Regions from separate parts of the Mus musculus genome. Here region 2 is linked to region 1. A link is a loop called in an ENCODE intact Hi-C map of the cell type or tissue named here. Cell type or tissue: left cerebral cortex. All regions are shown on one strand. Each heading gives the region's core, and the rest is flanking DNA. Links, peaks and the distances in the headings are about the cores only.

What was found. A loop is a pair of places that touch in the nucleus more often than their neighbours do. Peaks named below come from ENCODE experiments on the same cell type or tissue, not always from the same donor. Only the 100,000 strongest peaks of a DNase experiment are listed, where the experiment ranks them.
Region 2: a loop joins it to region 1, with 2.2 times the contacts of the local background. A loop is called at or near these places in 5 of 42 quality-filtered maps.

Annotation. Positions count from the first base shown.
Region 1 is chr12:55,301,243-55,312,974 of GRCm38, forward strand. It overlaps Ppp2r3c (protein phosphatase 2, regulatory subunit B'', gamma), which reads right to left and starts at 1,758. Exons shown (of 14, transcript NM_021529.4): 1 at 1,673-1,758; 2 at 1,352-1,553. The coding sequence starts at 1,409. Prorp (protein only RNase P catalytic subunit) reads left to right here and starts at 1,395. Exons shown (of 7, transcript NM_025373.1): 1 at 1,395-3,642; 2 at 5,097-5,144; 3 at 7,495-7,627. The coding sequence starts at 2,666. In left cerebral cortex, for the core only: a CTCF peak has its summit at 5,328 (motif pointing left); a DNase peak (open chromatin) is centred at 1,975; H3K4me3 peaks cover 978 bases; H3K27ac peaks cover 586 bases.
Region 2 is chr12:55,714,589-55,726,320 of GRCm38, forward strand. Ralgapa1 (Ral GTPase activating protein, alpha subunit 1) reads right to left here. Exons shown (of 42, transcript NM_001368814.1): 18 at 6,818-8,353; 19 at 4,996-5,120; 20 at 3,505-3,721; 21 at 2,374-2,550. Among named protein-coding and RNA genes, the nearest start is that of Ralgapa1, 100 kb to the right of the region's middle. In left cerebral cortex, for the core only: CTCF peaks have their summits at 5,932 (motif pointing left) and 8,973 (motif pointing right); a DNase peak (open chromatin) is centred at 5,921.

The DNA.
Region 1 (11,732 bases), core at 1,758-9,757:
CGTCTATACTGCTGGTCAGATTCAGTCTGGACCTTTCTAGTCTGAACTCTCCCTCATATCTACAATAAAGGCTTCCCCTCAACCCTAGGTAAGCCCTGACCTCATTTACATTCGACAGGCAACACTCAAAAATGGTACACGCGCATACATGCAGGCTGTTACATGTTTGTTAGTGGCAATGGAAATGATGGAGGAGAAAAGGCAAAGTAAACAATGTAAGAGAGAGGAGAACACAGAAGAGAAGCCATCGAGTATATGAAAAGGAATGCAATCCAGTGAGGGACTTCAGGGACTCAAGTCCAATACACAGTTCTTAATAGAGACAGGGTTTCTCTGTGTAGCCCTGGCTGTTCTGAAACTCCCTGTAGACCACACTGGTCTCCAACTCAGAGATCCACCTGCCTCTGCCTCTCAAGAGCTGGGGTTAAAGCCACGTGCCACCACTACCTGGTGACAATACATTCTAAAGGTGAAGGTTGGTTGTAAGGATATATACCTAAGACCTGAGTGAAATGGTAACTGGAAACAGTTGAGGCTCTCCTTTATAAACTGCCTCTACTTCCTCTTTAAGATATATATATTTGAAAAATATGCTCATCGATTTAAGGTGAACAGTGGAGGGCAGACTGGAGGTTTGGGAAGATGAGCGGAATTAAGTGTAGAAAAGCAAACGCTCTTCTTGCAGATGCCACCAAAACAGACACTTCACCTTAGAACTCACCATGGTTTGGGTGTTCTTCTTTGTTTGAGTCTAGCCTTTAATGGCTGAGCCATGCCTACAACCAGGTTCTGTTTTTCTTTAGCCAATCGCAGCTGCCTGGGTGCTGGTGTGGAGCTGGAAGGATTTTACCAGACTGGAAAGCAAGTGTGAAGGACCAAGGAACGAGCAATGTAAAACGGATTCATGAAATTTAAAATGGAGGGTTAAGTGAAAGAGAGTTAAAAGGTGGCAGGGACTCGGGAGGCAGGAACAAAAAGGGTCAATAAGTCAAGTCTAGCCTCGGCTAGATGATAAAACGCTATTTCTAGGGAAGGAAAAAAACCTATAAGGATGAATTATAGGTCTTGAAAAGATTGAAGGTTTGAACCAAGGTTCGTAAGTCTGGTTCGTAAGTCTAAGATCGTGGAAAACTGAGGTCACCGTTATGCTCTCATTCCTAGCAGGGCATTTACCAGGGAAGTTTGGGTCACCCCTTGGTAGATCTCCAAAGCACATTCCACTCTGACTCCTTTGTCAGAGAAGTTTAACAGACAAAAGTACAGCTCTCACTAGCTCCTCCACCCTATCCACCCTGTCCGCCACTTCTAGCCTGGGGCGGGCTATCTAGAGGGCGGTCCCTCTCAAACTCACTCTTTGGATCCGTGTTGGGCGACGCTAACCGCCGGCGAAGCACGTCTTTCCAGTCCATGGTTGACTCCCGCTCAGAGGACCCTACATTTGCAGTTTGTTAAGAGCTCCACCCACTGCCAGCCGCGACGTCAGACTTCGCCAAGACAGGTGGAAGTTAATTAGGACGCCTGGACGCCATCTTGGGCACGGGCGGAAGCCTTGGCTACAAAGGAAAAAAAGAAAAAAGGAAAGGAAAGATGCTGTAGCTATTCCGGATACGGCGATCACGCTAGCATGGACGAAAATCAGACATGAAGTAGATGAAAAAATTATCCTTCTTACGGAGGTGTCGCAGCTCACCAAGCCGGATTTCTAAAGGCCAGAAGAAGCCTGCGTGACTTCTTCGCTTGGGCATTTAGCGCGTGCGCGCCACAGGTTACGGGACTCCATTGCCATTTCCGAATTGAGAAAAGCATTTTCGTCACATTTTGTTCTTTCTCTGGAAACCTTAACCGTTCCTACGATGTAATAGACGCAGCGGTATCCAGCCCTCTCGGATACTAAAAGTTTCAAAATTATCCTGGTTTGTTTATCTTCTCAGTACTCAACAGAACCCTGGAATTCAAGCGCTCCAGGCCCCAGCACCACGTTCAGCGCGGTGCGTTGTGGGTATTGTAGTTTTCACCGCGTTTATGGTTCCTTTAAGCATGAGTGGCGTGGTGAGTTGTTTAATGAAGTGAACTTCGTTTGTCGACCCTCCGTACAGTTAAGTCTGAGCTCTTTCTGGACCTCACTTCCTTCCCTATGATGTTTATGCTGCATTTCCATGGCCCCTCTTCTCCGAAGAGTTTTGCGGCCCGGAGAGAGTTGTGAAGAGCAAGGGACCCTAGACTGGCTTTTCTTGCTACTGCTGGGGCTGCGATTGGTGGTTCCTGTTCGTTGTTATTTATTTCCCTGTTCTAGCTCCTTTGGTATCCCGCCCCTCTTCGGGACCATCATAATCCACACGAGTCAAACTGGGAGTCCATGTGCTTTTTCCTCAGATTCGAAAATTGGAAGGTAACAGGCACTTCAGGATTCCCGTTCCGCCTTCTGGTTTAGGGATTGCTACTGGTGTTGGACGTCTTTGGATCCTTATTTAATAAATAGAACACGTGTGCTTTCCTTACCATTACATCGCTCCAAACACATAGTCTTGATTTGTTTGTAACGGAGAAACAAAAAAAGTCTCACTTTCAAGAACTGCGCTTCCATATCCTCGGGCCCCCAATACCTTAATTTTACGTAGTGGAGTGAAACTGTTTTATTTTTAAGTTTCATTCAACTCACTGCAGCATGACCTTCTATTTGTCTGGTTTTCGGAGCATCCCGAAACTTTGGAAGAGCAACCCTTACTTTGAGCTAGGCCCTGCGACCTCTTCTACCCCCTTCTTTCTCTGTGCCATCGGGAACCAACAAAGATGGTTTTCTGTTAAACCTACTACCCCTCCAAATAGCAAAGCACTCAATCTACTGGATACCAAAGCTAGGACACACAGGAAAGGGAATGACAACAATGGGCAGGTTTCTTCTGATCCTCATTACTTCGCTGCTGGAGCAGCTAAGAAGAGGTCCCACATAGGTGCTAACCCTCAGAATCAAGGTCATGCCTTGCCCGTGAGAAGCTCTGTCCAACTTCCAACTAAACCTTTGAATTCCGCAGAGTGGGATAAACTTAAAGAAGATTTCAAAGGAAAGGCCAGTTTTGAAGACTTCATCATTTCACAGATGGCACGCAACTGTTGTTCAGTAGATGTGGCCAAGTCTCTCCTGGCTTGGGTAGCAGCAAAGAACAATGGCATCGTGGGCTATAATCTACTCGTCAAGTATTTATATCTCTGTGTCTTTCATAAGCAGACGTCAGAAGTTATTGATGTCTATGAAATCATGAAAGCCAAGTACAAGAGTTTAGAATCTGGGGGTTATACCCTTCTCATCCGGGGATTGATCCACTCAGACAGATGGAGAGAGTCCTTGTTGCTGTTAGAAGACATTAAAAAAGTCATGGTCCCTTCCAAAAAGAACTATGGTGACTGTATACAAGGAGCCCTCCTTCATCAAGATGTGAACACAGCTTGGAATTTGTATCAGGAATTGATAGGTCATAATCTCATCCCTCCGTTGGAAACTCTAAAAGCCTTCTTTGATTATGGCAAAGACATAAATGATGATCACTATTCAGACAAACTCCTGGACATACTTTTGTATCTAAGGAATAATCAGCTGTATCCTGGAGAGTCATTTGCACACAGTATAAAAACGTGGTTTGAAAGGTAATTTTGATTTTGTGTATGTGTTGTTTATTAGTTGCTGAGACTGACTTTATTCAGCTTATACCTTTTCCCATCTTGAGATAATCGTTATTTCTCCTTTAAAACACAATATTCTCCTAAGAAAGTAATAGGAATAATTTGTGTCACTCGCTACTTGTCACATAAAAGGAAATTATAGCGCACCTTCTGTTTTTATATAAACAGATCTCTTCCTTTTAGAACTATATTTTATTTTCTGAGGCATCTAACATGAATAACGGGCAACATTATAGCAAGTAAAGGTTCTGTGTCTCTGTGTGGGCATATGCACATAGCAACAATAGAGGTTGATTTTAGGTTTTTGTTTTTCGGGAGTTTTTTGTTTGTTTGTTTTGTTTTTTTGAGACAGGGTTTCTCTGTATAGCCCTGGCTGTCCTGGAACTCACTTTGTAGACCAGGCTAGCCTCTAACTCAGAAATCTGCCTGCCTCTGCCTCCAGAGTGCTGGGATTAAAGGTGTACGCCACCACACCCGGCTTTGTTTGTTTGTTTTTTGTTTTTAATCAAATTCCAACTTTTGAGACTTTTGAGACAAGAGGCTCTTACTGAGCCTGGAGCTCAGCATTTTGTCTAAACTCACAGGTAAGGAAGCTGCCTGTCTTCACACCCATATTGCTGGGGTTACAGGTTCAGGCTGCTCTGCCAGGCTTAGACATGGGTTCTGGGGATCTAACCTCAGAACTTGCTTATGCAGCAAGTACTTTACCGGATGATCATATCCTTCTTTTCAAAGGATAACTGAAATAATGTGCAGTAGGTAGGCTGTAGTTCCTGTGTTTCATCACTTACAGTGATTAGAATGGATGGGGCAGTTCCTGATACTCAAGCATTAGATGGAGAACCAGCCTTCCATTTCATTTTGCGCCTTGTCTTGTTTGTCTATTGCTTTGACTATTAACCACATAAATATCTACTGCTTCTCTCTCTCTCTCTTTCTCTCTCTCTTTCTCTCTCTCTCTCTCTCTCTCTCTCTCTCTCTCTCTCTCTCTCTCTCTGTGTGTGTGTGTGTGTGTATTTCCAAGAAGCCCTGCCTGTCCTGGACATGGTTTGTAGACCAGGCTGGCTTTAAACTCAGAGATTGGCCTGCCTCTGCCTCCTAAGTGCTAAGATTAAAGGCGTATGCCACCATTGCCTGGCTGCTTCAGTCTTTTAGTCTGTTTTCTTGACCCTTATTTTATTTCAGGTCATTTGCTAAATGTTCTTTCTTTTCTCTCTTTTTATCATATATCATGTTTACAGAACATGTTTGATTATCTTAACATACTTGTTGAAAGAATGTGAAAGCTATCATAGAAAGTATTCTGAACTTCTCCTATTCTTCCTTACAGAATGTCTGTACAGTGACCATCTGTCTTTAGGTTCAGCAGGAATTTTTAACTTGTGGATAATTTGGTTTTGTAATTTTTTTTTTGGTAGTATCCCTGGAAGACAATGGAAAGGACAGTTCACCACAATTCAGAAAAGGTAAAGACTTTTATTTGTTTCTAATATGTTTGATTCTGATATAGTAAGTTCTGTTGGCATTGACTTAAAAATAGGAAAGGCTGGAGAGATGATGCCGAGGTTAAAGCTGTTTTACTCTTCCATAGGATGTGGTTCAGTTCCTAGCGCTCATCTGGTGGCTCACAACTGCCTGCAGTTCTAGTTTTAGGGATCTTCTGCCCTCTTCTGGCCTCTGCCTGTACCTGCACTCACACGCATGTACCCATACACACTCACATAAACATATAATTAGAAAAATAAATCTTAAAGCCAGGTGCTGGTGGTGGTACAGGTGGCGCTGGTGATGGTGGTGCTGGTGCTGGTGCTGGTGGTATGGTATACCTCTTGAATCCCAACACTCAGAAGGCATCAGACAGATTATGAGTTTGAGGCCAGCCTTGTCTCAAACTGTCTCAAAGGAGAAACCTGTCTCAAAAATCAAAAACAACAACAAACTCTCCTCTACACCCCATCCCCCAAATAAAAACTTCAAAGGGGAGGGGAGCTTCCAGTAATTTAAAAAAAAAATGTTTAAGAACATCTTAAGGATAGGATAATCAAGAATTTATAATTAAATTTCCTGAGAGGTAAGCCATCACTGTTGTTGTTTTGAGAGTCTTGATTTATAGCCCAGGCTGTTTCAAACATACAAAAAGCCTTAACCTTTAAAGTGTTGGGATTACAGTCATGTAGGCAGAGACTTTGGGGTGCTCAGAACATTTTTCCTGGTTTGTGTTACAGCTTAATGGTGTTTGCCCTTAAACTGCAGACCAGTTGTGTTCTGAGAATTACTTTAAAAGTTTCATCTGGCGCCTGCCATCACCACAGTGGTGTGTGTGAGTTCATCTTGGCTGATGCTCTCAAGAGCTCTGACAGTGCTGGAAGGCTGGGGGGGGGGGGGTAAACACAGGTCCTCATCAGGCTGCTCTTGAGTTGTCAGATTCTAACTGTGACAGAGCTGGGAAAATTGTTGGGAACCTTACAGGCATGTGGCGTGATCGTTCTCAGATCTAAAACACAGAAAAATAGCAGACTATTCCACTCCCACCCCGTCAGTTTCCGCTCCCACCCCGTCAGTTTCCGCTCCCACCCCGTCAGTTTGTTCATTGTTTTAGCAACCTCGATTGGCATCATGAAGAAAGAAGACAAAGACGAAAGGAGAGAAAGCCCTAAGACTTTTTCTTTAAAAAACAAAAACAAAACGAAAAAAACTCCAGACTTTAGATTTTCACTTTATTCTGTGTGAAGGTCAGTGGACAGCTTTCAGGAAGTCGGTTCTGTCCTTCCACCATGTCCATCACTGGGATTGAAATAAGGCTGCCAGGCTCGACAGCTGTATTCATGATATGTTAATCCACTTTAACATATCCTCCAATGGTGCTCACGCCTCCTCTACACCCGCCCAATTGTTTTGGATTCATGAATGAAAGACACACACACACATACACACACACACAGCCTTATTTTTAATATGACGTAAGCAGCTCAATGCCAGCCAACACACTCTCTCCTATATTCTTCTGTTGTTACTTTCTAAAGTGTATACTTCATTTCTGCTGCCCCAGACCCGATGAGGATCGAGTGGGCCACTCGACCCCGATTCCTACCTAGTGTGTGCTGTCTCTCCTGCAGCTCTCAGGCTTGATCTTTCTGCTTCCCTGTCGTCGTGGCGATGCTCCAAACTCTTCTTCCCTCTACTCCCTTGCCCAGGAAACCTGAAGTCCCACCTTTGTCTCCCTGCTCAGCCATTGGCCGCTGGCAACTTTATTTCACCAATCAAAGCCGACTGGAGCTAGGGACCCTCAGCATCTTACAGGTGGACGTGTGGTTCCCATGTAATTTTGGGAGCAGAATTAACACAAAAAGCGTTAGAACCAATCCACAACAACTGTAGACACCTTTACCCACTGAGCCATTTTTGAAGCCCCTATGGTTCTCCCAAGAGTGTAAAGCATGCATATATATATATATATACATATACATTTACATATACATATACATATACATTTATATATATATAAATGTGTGTATATGTATATGTACATAAAATGCCTTTGTAGAAAAAAAATTTTTGTTTTTTATCTAGATGCCTAGAGATCCTCTCTCTTGAGTTTTCTGGCATACTGATAGATGATATCTTCAGGTTTATAAAAAAAATCAAATAAATGTGATTACAAAGGTTTTCATTTATATATATATATATATATATATATATATATATATGTATATGTATATATATAACGTTTCCATTTTCTTGTGCTTTGGAATTACTCATTTTAGGAAAAAAATTATTTTCTAAGACATTATTTAATAGAAAACATTGCAATTACAGTGGCCAGTGCTCAGGCTGTGGCAGAACTATAGAGCCTATTCATCTGAGTCCAGAAGAGTATGAGTTTCTGAAGGAAAAAATCATGAGGGATGTGATAGATGGCGGCGACCAGTATAAGAAGACGACACCTCAGGTGAGTCTGACTGACGGCTCCACTGTGCCCTTAGATTGCTTTTCTGGAGTGGACAAAAGCCAAAGGGCAAATATCTGGGGCTCTGCGAGCCATGCAAGTCTCTTGTAACGTTTTGGTTTCGTTATAGTTAAACTAGCAGTGGACGGTATATAGATGACTGATTGTGACCGTTCCATTAAAACTATTCAAGAGGACTGGGAAGATGGCTCAGTGGGTGAAGTGCTTTCTATGCCAGCTTGAGGACCAGAGTGTAGGTGCCTAACACTCAAGGTTCAGTGAGAGGGCCTGTCTCAAGATTTAAAGTGGAGAGTGAGGAAGGAAGACTCCACGAGCTTTCCTCTAGCCTCTACACGTGCTTACATGGGCACACACACTCTACACACACACACACACACCCTGCCCCTGCAGTAGGCTAGACAGTAGGCTAGATTTAGCCCAGGGTTATAATCGTGTCTTCCACAGGTTAATTTTAGAGTTTTGTAGAATAAACTAAAATATATTACAATCTATCGAAGCCAATCTGATTCTATCTAACTATAATTTCTGTGTCCAAATAGTTGGGTGTGGGTCACTGGGACTCGGGGAGACTGCACCTTTTTTTCTTAAGGCTTATTTATTTATTTATTTATTTAATGTATATGAGTACACTAGCTGTCTTCAGACACAGCAGATTCCATTACAGATGGTTGTGAGCCACCATGTGGTTGCTGGGAATTGAACTCAGGACCTCTGGAAGAGCAGTCGGTGCCCTTAACCACTAAGCCATCTCTCCAGCCCCATGCTTCACCCTGTTACAAGGCACGGCTGCTTGGGAGGTGAAACATGGGGGGCTTCACTGTGCTTATCCCGAGCCACCACAGCTAGGCGGTGCTGGGCTTCAGGTAAGCAGGCTGAGGACAACAGCTAACCCTGAGTGGGGGCGGGGGGAGGGGCCAGCTGAAGCTTAGCTCAGCGGTGATTGTCCTTAGCTTGGCTGCAGTTGTGGGCTGGAAGCACAGGGCGGCCTTCTGGGGGGGGCGGCTTAGGCTGGAGCATGGTAGTCAGTCGAAGACCCCCTCCATGCTGCCCTTAGCGAATCTTGATGAAAGAGACAGTGCATGGTTCTAAACTGTTTATTGTGGAAAATGGATGCATACCATTCTCAGGGTGGGCCTGGGATTAAATACCTTTTGCAGGGAGGAATTTCCGGGAAGGGAAGCTTATTGGCTAAATCCTCAGGGCCTCTAGGTACCTCATTACCATGGAGAACTCTGTTCTGGACCTGTGTGACCACAGGTCACATTTCCTTATGTGGGAAGTGTGGCCAGGGATTTGTCAGGGAGCAGGGAGGTGCCTACAGTCCCAGGTGTGAGTTTCCAGGGTCTCAACCTGTTCTACCCACCAAGCTTCCCGGCCTGGTTCACCATCCCACTGTTGGGTGCTTACTTTTTTCTCTGAGTACTATTTTCAGCAAATTCTACAGGGTTTCTCTGTGTAGCTCTGGCTGCCCTGGAACTCACTGTAGACCAGGCTGGCCTCGAACTCACAGAAACCTGCCTGCCTTTCCCCATTTCTGGTTAGTGAGTAACCTGTGAGGTAGCGTCCCGAGACCCTGCTGATAGCTCGTCACCTATTAATTAACCTTTTACCAAGTGTTCAGCATTGTGGAAAGGATGACATTGTTGACATTGCAGAGAGAGGCTTTTGTCCTTATTCCACATCTAGTAACTAACGCTATGTTGTATGAAATATTTTCCCTCTTCTTTTTTTTGTCACCAGTGCAAATGCATAAGGACTCTCATCCCCCCCACCCCTCTTTCTCTCTCTCTGTTAGGACCCATTGCTATCATTATGTTGATTTTCCCTGACTTGGCTAGTGGGAGCCCCTTCAAGCCAGTTCCTGTCTCTTCTGACCCCTGTCCATCCCTATCCTATCCCCCCCCAGGTGCTCCTACCCCAGCTGTGGAACTCCTCTCATTGGATTCTTTGGTTTAACACCACCAGTGGCTCCACAGTGCTAGCATTCATTTTGTTAAATACTTACTTATTCTAAACGAATAGAAGGAAGAGTTGTTCATTTTTTTGTGCTGATTTGAACTCAAATGAAATCTTCCCCTTGGATACTGTTAGCTCCAGATTCCAGGCAGTGCGGCAGATAGCAAAAGGATTTGATGTACTTAATCAGCCCAACTCACAGAGCAGCTGATTCTATTCATAGATGTTGGGGACAATTCTTTCCTTGGCTATTTATTGGTATCTTTCCCCCTTGCGTCCTAATTCTTGTAGTATAAGAGAATTACACTATTAAAAGGTAATAGCTACCATATTTAACAATTACTGTCAATGAAAAAAATGCAGCTCTCATCTTAAAGGGAATGTTGTAGTTTACTCTGGAATCAATTATGAGTGACCTTGGCTCGGAATGTAGATTCATGTGGGACAAAAAATGGGGTCCCATGTCTGCTGGGAGCTAGGGTCACTGGGATTCGGGGAGTCTGCACCACAGACCCCATGGAACTGCTGGACAGGCACTGGACTGTGAGTAGCCGTGGGATACCACTCCGGGGGTGAGGAAAGGGCACAGTCTAGGGTCCCCACGGAACTGCCGGAGTCTGGCTCCGACTCTCAGGTACCACAGACCACTGGGTACCACAGAAGAGCCAGTTCTGGGGTCCCTGGGCCACACGGAGGCCAGGAATGACAGGTTCTCGCTCTTGGACATCCCAGACGCATGGTATGTTTCAGAAGAGCTGAGCACAGAGTGCGGACCCTCTGGTGGACTCTGGCCTGGGGGCTGAAGGAAAAAAGGCAGGAAGGAGAGGTCTGACAGGTTACCGCAGGGAGGAGAGAGTCTGGCTAGCTCATGTGGCTAGCTTGGCAGAAGGCTTGAGTTGGTGGCAGCCTTGACTGGAGCACAGGGAGGCTTTCCGGCGGGAGGTTAGACGTGCGGCTTGTTAGAGGGAAACCTGTTCCATTGCTCCAGCACGGATCCGATGAAAAGAGATAGTCCATGGTTTTAAGGCATTTATTGTGGAAAGGCAAAGAGTAGAAAAGGTCACATGGAGAGAAGAGGGAAGGGAGGGGAAGACGGAGGGAGAGAGGCTAGAGTAAGAGCAAGAGAGTAAGAGGTAAGAGAGCCAGGAAGGGGCAAGCAGCTCCTTTTATAGTGGGCTGGGCTACCTTGCTGTTGCCAGGTAACTGTGGGGGTGGAGTCCAGATAGCCTATGTGACTGATGGCCACAGAATTGTGGAGCCTAGTGTCAGGGAGCATGGCAAACGGGCCTTCTGTCCCTTGCAGATTAATCTGCTGCGTCTCCAGGGTTTAAACCTAGCTCGACCAGAGAACGGGCTGCCTTTCACGGTCCCACAGACTCAGTTGCCCCGAATTCCATGTTCCAATGTGGTAACAGTTTCATTACACTTTTGTAGGAACAAAACAAAAAGTCCTAAGTCAAGATACTTAAAAAATTCTATGGTGGCAATATCACACAGGCAGGCTATGGTGAAGTGGGGAGATTTCTGTTCAAGGCCTCAGATGCCCTGATGACATTCTTAGCCTTTGGGCTGCTGGAAGCTAAGTGTTTGTTTCCAAAAGTATTTACCTAATGGTCACAAGGATGTTAGGTCACACACAGAAGTGGGTAATACATGGCTAATTAGAGGCTTAATATAACCCAAGATAATTTTACCCTGGACCTTCAACATTCTTACTTTCCATAATCATTGGAGATCCAATCAGTCAGTCGACCATTTAGAATGTTGGATGTCGGTACAGCTTTTTTTTTTTTTTCTTGGAACTTCATCATAACTCTCAGCCCCGTTATAGCCACAAACCCCAAAAAACCTCACAAGGATACTAGCATTTCGAAGTCAAGAAGCTCAGGATAAAAATAGCTGTGGTTTGGATACATGTATTGATTCGGGATTTGATTTCTGCAGGATAGGTAAGGCAGGAGTGGGTTTAAAGCACTTCTGTGGAATGAGTGAAACCAACTCGTTTTGAGCCCAAAGGGAGGAATTAAAGGTGATGGGTAAGCTGGGTGGATAGATGAGATAAAGAACTTGGTGCTTTTGTTCAGACTTCTAGTTTCTCTGAAGTGCAGGAAGCAAATGGCTCATTTAAAGG
Region 2 (11,732 bases), core at 2,427-10,426, 410 kb after region 1:
CATAATGACATACACAAATCAGTACAATAATTATAACTAGTTAACTATTAACCCTAGGTGGAGTTACATTATTAATTAGGTGGCATGTTCCTTTTATTTGAAATACAAGAAAAAGTCCTATACCAAGACAGCTGCACAAGCCTGAGGACTCCGAAGCTTGGCGTAAGCTCTGTCACACAAAGGCATGTGGGAAATCAGCACCTGAACACTTACCAGAAACTGCAACATATGACAAGAGACATCAATATTTTCATCAAATATTTTAAAAAACAAACCTATTTCCTTTATCTCCATGTATTATCTTATTTCATAAAAACACATTGGACATTTCAGATTTACTGTGTGTGTCTGTGTGTGTGTGTGTCCAGTGACCACAGGATATGAGTGGTAGTTAGAGGACAACTTGCAGGTGTTGGTCTCTTCCGCCACCATGTATATTTCTGGGTTCCAACCCAGGCTGCCAGGCCTGCATTTGTTCCCAATAAGTCATCCTAACCATCACTTAATTTCCTCTTAAGATCTCAGATTTTAAAATCACTTCATAGAGAGATGCATGACCACAGAGTATGGCCTTTAATTGTATTAACGTGATTCAATAATGGTTGGCTTAAAGTTTTTCCCTGTTAAAAGAACCTTTTAATGTAAAAAACAAACAAACAACAACAACCCCCACCCCCACCCCCCCCAAAAAAACCAACCTTTTTATACTGACAGCCACATTCCAAACATGCATAAAGCTTATATCTACTGTATGGAGTAAGCTTATATAGTTCAATACTTCTCACTAGGTTTTTTAGAGGTATCTCAAAACTTCCATATTAAACAAAAGGAAAGATTTTAGGCCAACTAACATCTCTCTGATAAAACAGTTAACAGTGTGATAATGCAAGCAAATTTGAGAATTAGAAAATATTATATTCAACAGTTTTGTTTATTGGGCATATGGAGCTATACTCTCTGATGAATTTTATATTTGGGAACAAAAACATAGCTGTTTTTAACTACTCCTGTACTGCTGATAGTGTTGGTGATTAAAATGAGTATTCCTAATAAAACCTCCCAATAGAGTAACAGGATCAGTCATTCAATGCAGGACATATAGGTTGTATACTTAGAAGTTAAGTCACCATAAAAAAGATGGCATAAATAAACATGAAACCTATCTCTCTATATAAAAGTTTTAATTTTAGATTTTTACTGGCTTGGAACTATTATTCATCCAGTCATTTAAGGCACTTGTTTACTTCTGCGTGTATTCCATGTGTGTGCAGGTACACTCATCACCATGGGAGCGTGGAAGGCCAAACTGTTGATATGAGGGTGTCTTTTTCTGCTGTCCAGCTTTTAACTTGAGATCGCAACTCTCGCTCAACTTGGAGCTTCCTGTTTTGGATAGCAAGCTGGATCCCTTGTCTCAGTACTGCTGCAGTTGGGATTGAAAGAATAGACTGCCAAGTCTGGCTTTTACTAGGGTTCTGTTATCTAAACTCAGATCCAACTCAACTAAGACTTTAGCAATGGAATTATCTCCCTAAGTCTTGGAACTTTATTTTTGATAAATACAGAAACATTAAAAAAAAAAAAAGTACGGTGACATTTTCTTTCACGTTGGGATAACCTTTGAAAAACATAGTAGCTTTCCTAATGTTTTGAATGAACTAGAATTAGAATCCAGTTTTCACAGGGGCAATGGCTCCCTTTTACAAGAGATTATGATGCTTAGAATCATTGGCTATGCCTCATGACTGCTAACTAGAATGGCTAACCACTGAGTGAGCTTCATCAGAGTGCAGCTGGAACTGGTAGGCTAAGTTTACTACACACACAGTACAACCCCCAGCTCATTTTAATTTCTACACTACCCCTGCAATACACGATTCTGCGTTTAATGTGACTCAGTTCCAGGACTCCACTTGCTATATTAAAGTTGGGTTTGGTCACATTTAAAAAAAATAAAAAAATATCTGAAAAGGATAATTTTCTGTTTAACTACAAAATTCTAGTATATTAACAAATATGTCTTATTGGCAGAGTGCTTTATATTTCCTGTAATAAATGTAAAACAGCTACCTTAACTATGAATGACAATGGAAAAAATAGAGTGATGTAATTTTTTTCTTCTTTTAGATTATCTATTTAATAACTGCTTCTCATCTATGGCATATGCTTAGGGTGCATCAATGCTTACCTCTGTGTACTTCACACTGTCAAGAAACTAACTTGTTTTGTTTTGTCCACTGTTGATATAAAAACAAAAACAACAATACAAAAAACCACCGAAACAGCCGTAGGCCATACAGGCTGTGGAAACGTCACAGATGCTTTGGAAGTCTAGAAGCCAAGCTTAAGAACTATTCCCTTGAGTTACTTTACCAGTAACGGTTGCAACTTCTGCAGAGAAGGCTTGCTGATTAAGGCTGCTTGTTTCTGAATCTAAATGAAGCGTAGTTAGGCTGGCCACTTCCTGCTCCTCAGTGCTTTGATGATGGCCAGAACCTAAATCCACATCAGCAGAAGATGGGATCCCAATGTCAGTCCCGAAGCCAAAGTCTGTAGGAAGAAGAAATGCTAGTTCTACAACAACTCTAATCACACGTTCATTCTCCCTAAGCTACTCTCTGCATTACATTCTCGCAAGTGCAAGAAGCAGTAAAACGTTGAAGACTTCAACTACAAACATTTCTAAGATTGTCACAGCTTATTATTAACAATAATTATTTTAAAATGGCAATGATATTCCATCACCACTACAGTTACTACTTTTAAAGTATTTTATAAATCTCTGTCTCTCTTCTCATACACATGCACATACATTTTCTTCTTCTCTTCCTCCTCCTCTATTTCCTCTTCTTCCACCTTCCCACCTTTTCCTCCTCCTCCTTTTCTCTTAAAATCTTATCTGTCTGAGCTTTGGGTTAGTATACCACTACCCCATAAATGAAGTAAAAATACAATGATCCATGAAGACCAATGCCCTTGCTCTTCACAAACTTGATTTCCAAATTTCTGTTTCTAGTTTATTCTCTGAATATTAAAAGTAGAGAGAACTTCAGCAGCATAATGATATAGTGACATACGGTACAAAGAATAATTGCTGATAATTGAACATGGAGGAACGGTCAAGGAACAGTCTGGGTAGACAATGGATGTCAAATCCAAGTCCATTAAGTAACAGCATCACATACTCATGCTGGCTGGCCCTTTACTCTAATATTAAGACCATTCTAAATCATTTTTATTTTCATACTTTTTTGTCTTAAAAATGTAATTTATCTTATGATGGACAGTAGTTCTGGTTCCTTTAAATGCCCTGTGTTTAGCAAAATAAAATGGTCTTAACCTGAGATGATTCCCTAAAACTTTCATCAGTGTTTTACCAAAAAGTGAAACTAAAATATACAGTAACAACTACCTAACAAAGGAGAACTAAGCGAAAGCTACGCAATCCACAAGTCAGGAAGCAGTCAAGAGAAAACATATACTCAAACAGTAAGAGATACTTGCTGTCAAATTTTCGTCCCTCACACTGGAAGGCACTGAAGGAATCCGAGTGACTATCTGAGCTCATGAGATCACTGCTCCCTGCACTGGCTGGAGACGTCCATTCGGAGGGTACACCAGGGTCATCAACAGGCCGCATCTGGTTCTGCTTGTTTAGAATATCAGGGAGGTCTTTCGGGATTTCAAGGCTGCCTGGACTACTCCCCCTTCTTGTCATAGTCTAAAACAAGAAACATTTTACATTTAAAATATTTTTAAATTAAGCACCTGAAAGCTTTAGTTTTCAAGATAATCCTCAGAGTAAATTCTGATAGTTAGGACCACAGTTGGAAAGGAAAAAACATGCTTACTGAAGTATCTAAATAGCATGTAATGACACGGCTCTGACACCTAAGCTATTGAAGTTCTATTTAAAGTAAAAACCCACATATCAGGTGAGGCAGTGCTGGGTCTAAAGCTCGTGATCAGAAGAAAAATAGAGTTTACAATGGAACAATGAAGCAAACAGATGAGAAAATAAATACAAAGACAGCAAAGATGTCATTTTATGATTTTAAAATAATTGTTCCTCAAAGAAAAGGAAATAAAAGGAAAAGTAATAGATAGTGATAGACAAGTTAAAACCCAAATGGGGAATGACAGCCTCTAAACAGCAATTCTGCACCTAAGGACTAGAGGCTCATTAGCTTCTTTTTTCATCTGGTATTTACTATTTAAGGTAAAAGGCACAGTTTAACACTGATTCCAGAGTTATCTGAATTGTTTAAGCTTTCAAACTATGGGAGTTGGGCCAAGTGCCTTCCAATGTTCTTTCCTACTGACATTTAGCAAGTGGTACCAACCTAGGAAAGAGAGTAAGGGAACTACACTGGGAAGGTGATGGCTTACAGCTTTTAATAGATATTACAGTATCTCTTCAGTTAAAGCTACAAGTCTCAATGTTTTATACCTTTTAATAAAAAAAAAAAGTTTTAAAATTTTTACACACACACACGCACTGGAGATTTGACCTAAGGACTTGTAGACAGGCAAGTGCTCTATCACTGAAATATAGTCAACTTGCTTTCTACTTTTTATAAGACTGGGTCACACTAAGTTATACAGGTTGGCTTGAAATTACATTGCACCTCAGGCAAGGCCTTGAACTAGCTATCCTCCTGCCTTAGCCTCCTGAGCAGCTAGGTAGAAGTGTGTACCACTAAGTCCAGCTTTGAAATGTTTTAAGAGCTAACAATAGTTAGGGGAAGGTGCTGATTGTGAAGGCTGATGGACAGGTAAAGGCAGAGAACTCACTTCCTTAATGTGACCTCTACATGCATGCAGTGGCACACATGCACCTTCACATACACACATACCAAATAAGCAATGTTAAAATGTTTTAAGAACTTTACAAGTCAGAGTTAAGTTTCAGGAAAAAATGAAGATTGGAATAAAAACCTCCACATATACATCATACTCATCCTTTAGTTTTCTACTTTTTAAGTTTGAGCTCACCGAGGCATTGCCACTTCGAAGTCGCTCTGCGATAAACTCATCCATCAGGTCAGGAACATTGGCGCTGTTGCCACCAGTCTCACTATTAAGAGGAGGCAGTTTGGGGCTCGTGTCCTCTTTATTTACTAGAAGCAAAAAAGAACTACATATAGTGGGCAACAACTTAATTGTATTTTCTAAATTTGAAACAAAAGTAATCCAAAATAAAGTACCTCTGCCATATCAAGTATTTGCCAAACATGCACTAATGAATAATTTCCCTCCTTTCAGATTTAATTTTTAAGAATTAGTAAATTGTATTTACTTTATTTAACTAAGCAGATGTTAGTCAATCTTCAGTATGACCTTAAACAGCAAGAAAGCTAGAGGTAAGCACTAGTTGAAGTCAGGTTAATATTGCCTATAAAGAAACTGGTATATTTTTCTTCCTATTCTATGCTGCTTTAGAGTCTTAAGAATTAACAAGCTCCCTCTTTCCCCAGAGAATAATTGTGAGGAATATATCCTTTCAATTCATGCAAATCTCAGTACGACATAAACATACTTCAGTATGGATGTAAATAAAAATCTCATGATTTGACATAATTTTTTTTTTCTTTTTTTAGAGTTAGTCTAAAATCTAACGTCAATGCTTGGAGAAAAAAAGGTTCAATTTTCACGAGAATTAAGAACAAATAAAACCAAAATAGTTGTTTGATTTGTCTAACATTCCCACTGAAATGTAATTTTATAGTAACAAGATTGCTTTCACTTGGTAAACTACCTTGTGGACCATACATTTATGTCACCATTATACTGCTGAAAAAAATTGTTTCTCTGTAGAATAAAACTAGCGCTGTTTCTCTTTCTACTGGATCACCAAGTATTTCAGACTGTTAAATACCATTATCTTTATATCACTGGCCAGGCTTTGCTAAGCTGTAATATACTGCCCTCAAGTGGCATTAATGGCTCAATGCAAGATGCATTATACAGCATTGTTAATCATGCTAACAAAACCATGTTAAAACAAATGAAATCAAAACCTACCTTACTGCTGAAAGTTCTGTTTCTGTATCAATAAAGTTGTTTCCATTTTGGAACAAGATAAAATGGTTACTACAATCTTGCTTCCTTTTGCTAACATGTACATTTAGGTTTCATACTGAAATAATCAGTAAATCATGAAACCTTAATGCACATTTAAGATCTCACAATAAAAATTTAAATCTCTAGATTCAAAACTAAAAGCCTACAGCTTTTTTTCAGAAATGCCTTAAATGGAAAGTGGCTAAATCATCTTTGCAATTAAATAAAGAATTTCCTCTTCAATTATAGTTAAGTATAATGTTGGTGCTGGTTGTAGGAGTCTGATTTCTGTTAATATTTGATGTCAAAGTAACTGTCTACCAAGGAAACCAACAAAGTTATCAGTAAGAATTTGCAAATTCAATTAGATAAAGATGATGCCCTTATAGACATAAAGTAGTGGGGGCAAGAAAAAGTACGGCCAACTCCTTAGTGAACTTCAAGACTGGTGGTACATACTCAGAAAAATACCTGACCTTTGAAAGGTCATTACATTTTCCCCTCTTAACTTCCCCTTTCTATTTTATTGTTCAGCAGCAAAGAGGTTTAACTAAATGCCTCAAAAGGAAAATTAGTAATTTAAATAAATATGTATGCTGGGGAAATAGAGCTGGGGAAAGGCGCATGCAGAACCAAACGGAGAGAAAGCAGTGACCATCCCAAAGCTTTTCCATTGCTTATAGCTTGCTTCAGCTGCATTAAGCCAAACTGGTGCTGTCTTTCTCCTTTTGCGCTCTGCACAGTTAGTGCTCACCTGCAGCTTTCCTTCCAAAATAGCCCATTACATGACTGTACAGATCCCTCAGTGGAGCCTCGGGTGGCATTCTGTTCTGCCTCTGTGGGGAAACATTTGCCTTCGGCTTCGAAAGAGCATGGACAACAGTTTTATAAACGCCACCCAGGGAGCCCTGCTGTGGTCCTGTCTCCTGACTCGATGACCTGAGAGTACTGCGACTACCTGCCTGGTTACTTGCCATTCCTTCTTTCTGTGATGTGGCTGTGGGGATCTCTGTGGATTCCCTCACTGCTCTGCTAACTGATGCTGCACCGATTGTATCTAGAGGTCTGTACACACCAGGCTTTACAAGGTCTGTACCACTAGTTGAGCTGGTCTGTGTGTTGCTGGTGGTGCTACTGCTATTACTGCTAAAGCCACTGAGCTTCCGTAGTCTCATCTTCCATGGAGCCTCTTTGTTTTCCAGAGGATTATAAAATTGGACAGACTCGGTAGATGGTCTAAAAGTAACATGAACACTATTTCGTTTCTTAGCGGCAATTTTCATGATTTTGGCCCTATGAGTTACTGTTTCAGACAAGCTCCTCTTAGTTGGAGAAAGCTTGCTAGTGTTTGAAACATGAGGCATTCTGCGGCTTACCGGTGTTTTTAATGCAGTTTTCTTGGCATGCATTAAGTATGGCGTGATTTTTTCATTAACCTGTACACTCTTAAGCTTTTCAGCTACTGTCATATCTACACAGGCATCTACTTCTGTGGCTGTTTGTCTACACAGATGTTTCTTTTTTTCTTTATCACATAGGCTATCTGAGCTAGGATCCGATGAGTGTTCATCAAGACTTAGTTGCTTAGCCTTTTCAGCAGTTTGTGATCTTGGATAGCTATCTGAATGGTTAGGTGCAAGAGTACTTGTGAAGACAGCTGAGCTTGGTTCTTTTTGAAATGGTGTATTTTCAGAAGTCCCAACAAAAGACATGAGATTTTCTGGTTTTACTTCCTGACCTGTGTACTCTACTTTATGGAAAGATGGTATTTCCTCTCTAGTTACGTCAATAAGCACTTCCTGGGAAGCTGTATCTTTCCCTAGCTCACTTTTACTACGACTTTCCTGGTTTTCCTTAAAGTATTCTTTCAGAGAAGAAAGAAGGTCATCGTCTCCTTCAAGGTCAATGTACTGGATTTGATCCAAAGCTGCATCTGCAAGTTCTACTGGACCTATCAAATGGCAAAGATGGTCATATATGCTATCACCAACTTCCAGAGAAGACTCTCTACTATGAGTATCAGTGAGGTGGCTCTCAGTGGATCTAGTTATTGACGAAGCCTCTGTGGAACTCTGCAAGCTTGGAGCATGACGGGATGAACTGTCAACGACAGGAACTGCACCTTTGGCTCGCTCAACAGTGAATGGTTCCAAGATGTCAGAAGTGCTGCTACTTCGAGGCAGTGGCTGTTCCTCATGCAAAGCACCAAAAACTTCATTTCCAGTGTCTTCACTCTGTGAAAAATGTCTGACTCTGGTTGAGCGGGGAAGGATTTGAGCATCATCAATATCTGTAAGAAAACAAAAAATTATACAGAGTGGAAACTATATAAATACAAGAAACTGTTTCACCCACAGCCTAAGCATATGCTTTCCAATAAAAAATTCAGGAAGTTTTTGCAAGTTCAATTAAAGAAAACCAACTAAAAAATATATAACTGACTTTAAAAAAAAAGATGGACCCAAGGCATGTGGTGTCAATGAATTAGAAAATGGCCAAAATACATTTAAGATGTTAACATGCATACAAACAGTGAGATGATGAAACATTTGGAAGTGCAGTTTAAGATAGAGCTGTGCCAATAAATCAAGCAATTCAAACTTGTTAGTTTTTCCTATTCAAATAGGTTATAAGCAGGGAAGAAAAATAGATCTTAACACAGAAAGCTGATCTAAGCATCTACTGAAGATATCTTAGAAAGTCTCCTCTACTAGGCAGGAACAAGACATAACCTTTTCTTCAACCATTACTATTGGGCCGATGACATATTAGAATGGAAATCTCCCCTCTCTTCCTTAGAATTATCATCAGGACACTACATTCTCTTCTGTTTTACTTTATTTACTATAATCTCATTGTTTTAAGATTTATTTATTTTATTTATATGAATACACTGTAGTTATCTTCAGACAAACCAGAAGAGGGCATCAGATCCCATTACAGGTAGTTGCTGGGAATTGACCTCAGGACCTATGGAAGATCTAACCGCTGAGCCACTTCTCCAGCCCTTTGCTAAAATATTAAATTTTATTTTTTATCATCAAGTATAATCAGTAAAATAAAGCAAAATCAGTATGCAATAAAATATTTTTGTTTTTGGCAAAAATATTTAAATCTTGTAAGTACATAGAGAAATCTTATGTATGTACAAAGGGCCCTTCTCATAAACAACCACTGTCCTGACTAGTTTTATGTCAACTTGACACAAGCTAGAGTCACTTGGGAAGAGGGAACCTTAAATGAGAAAATGCCCTCAGCAGACTGGCCAGTGGGCAAGCCTGGTGGTGAATTTTCCTGATTAATGTCTGATGTGGGAGAGCCCAGCCCATGCTGGCAGTGCCACTGCTGAGCAGGTGGTCCTGGATGCCGTAAGAAGGCAGGCTGAGCAAACCACAGGGGAACAAGCTACTAAGTGGCACTCCTCCACAGCCTCTGCAAAGTTCCTGTCTTTAGTTTATTGTCCTCATTTCCTTGGATGATGGGAACCGTAAAATGAAATTACCCATTTCTTCCATAAGCTGCCTTTCTTTGGTCATGGTGTTTTAACACAGCAATAGAAACCATAACTAGATTCTAGAAACTATGACTTCTTATATGTCTTTTTAAGAACTATAGATTCTGAAGTCAAAATAGATTTAGAGATTACCTAATTTAATTCTCTTACAGATGGGAAAGTTGAAACTCACAGGGACTAAGTTTATTTTTCAAGTTTCAGAAGAAGTTTACAAAGTGCTAAGTATGTAAGTCCTCAAAAATATTTATGAAACCATAAATCACAAAATAAATACTGCTTATATATGTGTATATATGTATATATATTATATGTACACATATGTATACACACATATAAATATATAGTTCTCAAAAGTGTAATTGTGGAAGTTAACACAATACTGATAAACTCATTATAAAGTCTATAGCAAGGAAAAATAACATATCTCCCAACAAAAATAAAAGTAGAAAGAATTTTATGAGATTATCATTGCTAAGTATTACACTTGTAATGCAAATGCCAGAAATAATAGGACTAAGCCTGGCATGGTGGCTGGCACAGAGACATAATCGTAGCACTTGGGAGGCAGAGGGATGAAGATCTGAATTTGAATCTAGCCTACACTACAAAAGTGAGACCCTGTCTCAAAAAACAAAAGCAACAGAATTATCACTGAAACATTATAACTAAACATTCAGATAGGAGTAAACCTACCATTTATCCAAGAACACAAAGTAATTTATATGTAAATCATCTACAAGGTGAAGGAAGCTTCCTTCTTTACAAAAGGTAAATTGTTATCCAATGCAACTCCAGAATTCATGACACAGCTAAAATGGTGGTCTTTCTGCTATCTAAAATAAACAAGAAAAAAAAATCCTAACCACTGAATCAACATTTCATGGAAGCCTAAAATTTTATTCAAGTCTTATTTTTCTGGATCTCCTTGGTAATGTTGAGCATTAAAGGATTGCAAATTATTTTCTGTATTAGAAGGTAAATTTTTCTGGATATTATGTTTCAAAGAAAGGTTACTGGAAGGTAAATTTGTGCACTGATGTATTACTGTTAGCTTGTAGCATATAAGGAAAAAACCCTTCCATAAAATTTAGGTTTCTTGAAGATTTGAATGCTGTTCATATAAGTATTGTGATTGCTTTTAAGAGCTTTCTCATACAGAATATACGTAACACAGTAGAAGGAAAGCGTCAGTTACATAAAATGCTGCTCACTGGGAGTGGCGGTGACTACAGGCTGAGGGGCAGGCAATGCTGCTCCTCTAAAGGACCCAGGCTAGGTAGCCCCACAGCAGCCCACAGGAGCTGTGTGTAGCTCTAGCTCCAGGAGATCTGATTCCTTCTTCAGGCTTCTCTGAACAAGCTTACAAACGAATGCACATAAGTAAACAAAAATTAAAAAACAAACAAAAAACCCTACTGTTTATTGGTAAAAATAATTCCTCAAGAACAGAAACTCTTAAATTAGAATATTAATATTCAACTTGATTTCTAAAAAGCTAAATCTCCAAATTCTCTTTTAATGAAATTTAATTATTTTCTTAGTCAAGCATAAATAGTAGCATTTTATGGCTCTTGAATTTCAAAATGACTGATGTTAATTTATACAGAAATCAATGTCATTATGAAACTCAAGTTTTTTCTTGATAATTACTAGATAGTTTCATAACATTTTGCCTATTTTGGCAACAATATCAATGTACCTTCATGGCAAGATGTTCTATGTAGATATAGTATACCTATTTTAGCAAAACCACTATATCTTATAAAACATGAGATGTTTCAGTGAGCAAAGTAGTGTTATATTATAGAATATGAAGACTGCTTTGCTTTTTCAAGACTCTAATAGTCACATATACATGTTTTATGTTTATGTGTGTTCAAGCTCGTGAATGCATGTTCAGATTTGTGTGTGTAGGTATGTTTACATGTTTGTTTAGATTTATATTAGACTACAGTGTTTTGTTTACAAGCAGGCTATATATGGGTTGCCTCTTTTATTTTTTCCTTTTCTGAAACAGGCTCTCACTTTTTAGCTCAGGCTGACTCACTACATTGCCCAAATGGTCTTCAGACTTGCAAGTTTGAGATGATCTTCCTGCCTAGGCTTCTAAATGTTGGGATTAGAGGCATAAGCTAATATGCCCACATCTACCAAC